Regions from separate parts of the Mus musculus genome. Here region 1 is linked to region 2. A link is a loop called in an ENCODE intact Hi-C map of the cell type or tissue named here. Cell type or tissue: heart. All regions are shown on one strand.

Region 1 (2,500 bases), 110 kb after region 2:
CTGTTTGTCCTAGGCTGGTCTTATGGTGATCCTCCTGCTTCAGCCTCCTAAGTTCTGAGGCTATAGGCATGCGTCCTCATGATGGCGGCAGCCTCCTTATTTTAAAGAGAAAGAAACAAGAGACCCAAAGGGGTGAGGCAAATTGTTCCGGTCCTCACCTTGGGAATGGCTGAGGTGATAGGGTGACATGAGTTCCAAATCGCAGGCCCACCTTCACTGTAAACCAGAGCTTCCTTAGTGCTGTGGACAGGGCCAGAGTCAGATGCAATGTACTGGAGTCAGACTTAATGGATCAGAGTCAGACCTAATGGATCAGAGTCAGACCTAATGTATCGAGCCTGAACGAAGAGGAAACCGTCTACTAAACAGGAACTGAATTGACCTAATAACTATTTTTTTTGAGGGACATGTGAGAAAGGTGGGGTTAGAGCCAAAGCATTCTGGGAAATCAGGACCCAGACAAGCTCCTTACCACAGTTCTGTCCTGAGTACCTGGTACCTGGGACACCAGAAGGCCATGGGAAGACCTGGATCTAGACCTGGCTTTGCCTCTGACCAGCAGTGCAGCCTTTGGCCGCTTTTACCCCGTTTGGACTAACTTTAGTTTCCTGACTTGGAACCTGGAGCTTGTATGCTTGGCCTTCCTTCCTCACAAGGGTTCTGGGAAAGAAATAGGAACGTAGAGTAACATAGCTTTGCTAACTGTGGAGCGTGCCTGTATATAAGCTGTTGCTTACTGTCTCTGGGCAGAGATCCCATGAGAGCCGGGTGCAGCAGCATGTGTGTACATGTATTCTCTTGACAAAGCCGGTGTCACCTTGAGGACATCTTGCTTCAAGTCTTCCAATAATTACACAGTAGTGTACGTGGGGGTTGGTGCTCTGCGTGTTGGACACCTAATAATTACAGAAGGAATAAGAGCCCTGGTATGATGGGCACCCGAGTGTGCTGCCCAGGGGCCTCCGTGTGATCTGCTGTCATGTTGCTTTCCACTTAGATGAAGCAGGAGGGCTTGACTATATCAACTGGAAGCATGTGTTAGCTCAGAGCTGTACAAGCTGGATATGAGGACCTGCCTTCAAGTCTGCTCGTGGCAGAGAATAACAGAAGTGACCGTGTAATTTGTTGTCCAGATTGGACATTTCTGAAAATGAAAAAAGGAAGAGGGAGTTGCGATAAGTAATCTGGGTGTAACCTGGGGTTGTTCCAGACCAGAACATGTAGCTATGCTAGAAATAACATCTAGATAGCTATGTCCAGCTAGCTCTAGCACGTGACAGGCTGTGAGAAGAAGGGTTAGCCTCTAATGTTGTATTCCTAAGGAGGCTCAGGACACTGGTTGGCACCTTGCACTTGACAAGGACTTTACTCAGCTCCTGATCTCTGCCTTATTCCCACTACTGTTTTCTTCTTCAGTGTCCTCCTCCTCCTGTCTGCCCTTCCTTCCTAAAGACTCCTTCCATTAGAGTTTGGCCACCTGGCAGTCTCCATCCCAGCTGATAAAATTTGCAAATAAAATAAGCTTCTGGAAACATAGAGTTGGGAGGCTGAGGGGATAGTGCAGTCAGTGAAGCACTGGCCACAAAAGAATGAGGACTTGTTTCAGAGCCTTAGCACTCAGGGAAAAGCTGGACCAGAAATGGAGAAAGGGAGATTTCCAGAGTCTGCAGGCCAACCAATCCAGCCAGTATAGCCAATCAGTGAGCTCTGGCTTCAGGGAGAGATCCATTCTCAAAAGATAAGTTGGAAAACCATAAAGGAAGATACTGGAGTTGACCTTTGGCCTCTATAAGCATGTATATACAAGCATATCACACACACACACATACTAAAAGGAGGAGGAAGAAGGAAGAGAAGAGGGAGGGAGGAAAAGGGAAGGAGGAGGGAGGAAGAAGGGGGAGGAGAGAGGGACAGGGAGAAGGAGACGGAGAGGGAGAGAGAGGGGGAGGGGAAGGGGAGGGGGAATGGGGGAGAGAGAATGAATCAGGAATTGGAATACTTAGGGGCCAGCAGTCTAGAGCTGTGTGTTGGCTAGGCCTGCACCTCTCTTTTCCAGTGTGGAGATAATATGAAGGGTGTTAGACTTTGCTGTGTAGGGCCAACAAAGAAGTTTATATGAAAATGACTCACAACTAATGATAATGAAGGGTTAATACAGAAACAAATGATTGTTCATAAGATTATAGAGGCATCTTAGAGAAAATAGCGCATGTGACTCACTTACAATGAGGACGTTGCTAGCCTTGGTGAGAGACGTTTTGGGGGACTGATCTTTTCTGGGGGCCTTCAACTTGTATCCTGTTGGCAAATTGCTAATCTTAGGAGTTGATTTTGAGGTACAGTGGATTGAGGAGACAGACATATCCAAGTTTGAATCTTTTTTTCTGTGTAATTTATAAGACCTTGAGGGTTGGGTTTCAACTCTCCTCTGAGTTTTGGCATCACTGTTCTCTACTGTGGACAGCAGTGTTTGAGAGAATATTTACAAAACTGCAAATAC
Region 2 (2,500 bases):
TTCCTTCTTTTTTCTCTTCGTCGTTCTTCGTTTTCCCAGCAGGAAAACAAACTGAAACCTTTGGAGGGAGGGAGTGTTAACAGACTTCGGGAGAAGAAACGCAGGCGGTAATGTGGATACCTGCTGAACAGTCAACTCCAGGGATGAGTGGGAGCCTGTATACAAAAAAAATCTTTTCAGAAATTAAGATTTTGCGTGGCGCGGCCACCCGGGTAAGGAAAGTCGATGCTGCAGAAAGTCTGCCCGCCCGCTTGGATTTCCAGAGGTTCAGCAGCAGAGAAACCAGAAGCTAGAAGGGCAACGGAGGCGGTGGCTGCTCGTCCTCGCGACGTGCGCCGGGCTCTCCGCCCTTCCCGGTCACGTGACACCGAAGGACGCTCAGATTGGGGCTTGAGCGGGGGGTCACATGTTTCCCCTGTTTCACACTTCAGCCCCCCCCCCATTCTTGCTTTCGTCTTGCTACTCTCCCCCCCCCCCGCACCCCCTGTTTCTCTGGGCATCTCCACCCCTCCATCAATTGTCAATGTGCCTCGACCGCAATCAATCAGTTATTTGTCAGCTCTTGTCAATCTGCCCGTGATTTATGTCAGCTTTTGTTGCTGATTACAAGGCGGGTGAGACTTGAAGGGAAAAAGAGAGACCTAGAGTGAGACAGAGGAAGGAAGAGACCGAGAAGAAACTGAAGGAGGGGGAAAGAGCAGCAGCCTCCTGGCACCTGTGTGTGTGTTTGTGTGTGTGGAGGGTGTGTAAGAAAAAGAAAGAGGGGAAAGGGGCGTCCACAGTCAGGAAAATGAAATAGTGAGAGTAAAGTGCGCAGGTGCACCCAGGACTCCTAGTCTGGAGCACCGGCCTGGGATGTGCTCACTCCCTCTTGGGGTTGTGGAGACAGACACACCTTCTACCTTTGGGTGCTTCGGTCAATCCGGGTCGCCCAGTTCGGGTCTGCTGAGTACCTAAGAACGACGCTGGAGGCGACGTCTAACGCGGAGGTTTCCCGCCTCTCTGGCATAATCCCTCCCGGGAATGTAACTTGAGGATGTCCAGTTGTCGACCTCGGTAGTGTTCCCACCCCAGACTCGGGAATTTCTTTCCAAAGAGCCATGCCATCAAATATAGCCCGAGTTCTGGAGGTTACTTGTAGAATAAACCTCCTTAATTCTGTGACCCGTGTTCGTAGCGAGAGTTGAATAGCTCAAGAGAAGAGGCCTGACCATGTGCATAGGCAAACAGGTCTCAGGCTCGCTCTCCTCCTCTCCCGGGTCCTTCGCCACTACCCTCCGCTGGCCATCCCGACAGTCCTGGGAGCCGGGACTTAATCGGGCTGCTGGACGGCATGATGTAGACCATCCAGACAGGACTGACCTATGCGGGGAGAGGAGAGGGAAGGAACGCGAGAGGGAGGGGCGGCTGCCTGTGGAAACCGGTTCTTCCAGGGAAGCGGAGCGGGACTTCGGCGTTCCCCTCGATTTGCGCCGTCGCTCGGGCTGTTTGGAAAGAAGAGGGGAGGCGCTGTGCATGCTGACTTGTACCTGGATCTGGGTGCACAGTGCGTATGCACTCCTGTGCCGCTGGGCGACTTCCATAACGTCCGCTCCGGGGTTACTCCCAGAAACTCGTAGAAAGTAGAAGGGGGTGAGAAGAGGACACACCCCCTTGCTCGGAGGGACTTGGGAGACTTTGAATTTCCCCTCCCCCCACTTTTCCGCAGAGCTCTTCTTTTGTTGTCAAGTCCTTTTGATAAATGGTGGGGCTGGGAGAGCTGGGAGCCAGGAGCCGATCTGCGCCCTGCGCAGGGGCGGGGGCCCAGCCTGGAGACCGGGTTCGGACCACCGCGCACCCTGAGCTGAACCGGGCACGCTCAGGGGACTTTTCCTTCTGTTTGCCAGCCTATTTCTTTCCTACCATCCCAGTCCCCCTTCCCTTCTGTTTCTGTCCACGCGGATAACGAGAACTTTCTGGGGTGGGGGTGAGTTATATAATTTTCTCGTAAGTATTCTTTCACAGAGTTTTGATTTTATTCCTTGATTCCTTAGGTTGGCAAAGTTAATGGGATGGTAACTCGATTAATGGTAATTTGGAAAGAAGAGCGGCTGGGGCTGGTGTGTGTGTGTGTGTGTGTGTGTGTGTGTGTGTGTGTGTTAAGAACATTGGCTGTTTGTGATCCTCCTGCGACAATTGAGAAAGGTAAATTTGTGAGACTATGGCAAGATCACAGGCACCTTTGTGAAGGTGCCTGAATGATCTCTGGAGTAAGAAGTCCAGCTTACGTTTTGGCAGAATGGCAACCCCAAACTCTGCCGGGTAAGGTCTCTGAAGCTGCTTGCAGCCTGCGGGGTGTTAGTGCCTGCCGGTGTCTCCCACTGTATGGCTCTAAAGGTGTCACCCTCTGGTCAGCTCCTGTGGTCCTAGCATAGGAAGCTAGGCCTTGGGCCACCTGCCATATTGGCCTCTTTCATAGGCCTGGAGAGTGAGAGTTGACGCTGTGGACAGAACTGAGGAG

Evidence for each region. Hi-C counts contacts between places; a loop is a spot of excess contacts. Peaks named below come from ENCODE experiments on the same cell type or tissue, not always from the same donor. Only the 100,000 strongest peaks of a DNase experiment are listed, where the experiment ranks them.
Region 1: a loop joins it to region 2, with 5 times the contacts of the local background. A loop is called at or near these places in 3 of 42 quality-filtered maps.

What each region holds. Positions count from the first base shown.
Region 1 is chr14:22,101,400-22,103,899 of GRCm38, forward strand. All of the region lies in intron 2 of Lrmda (leucine rich melanocyte differentiation associated), which reads left to right. Among named protein-coding and RNA genes, the nearest start is that of Gm41107, 71 kb to the left of the region's middle. In heart, no CTCF peak of the experiment used is centred here; a DNase peak (open chromatin) is centred at 1,072; H3K27me3 peaks cover 602 bases.
Region 2 is chr14:21,988,130-21,990,629 of GRCm38, forward strand. Zfp503 (zinc finger protein 503) reads right to left here and starts at 1,472. Exons shown (of 3, transcript NM_145459.3): 1 at 896-1,472; 2 at 1-155. It overlaps A330001L22Rik (a long non-coding RNA gene), which reads left to right and starts at 1,346. Exons shown (of 2, transcript XR_001781181.2): 1 at 1,346-2,500. In heart, a CTCF peak has its summit at 1,525; DNase peaks (open chromatin) are centred at 342, 1,022, 1,312, 1,392 and 1 weaker place; H3K4me3 peaks cover 2,500 bases; H3K27ac peaks cover 2,500 bases; H3K27me3 peaks cover 1,206 bases.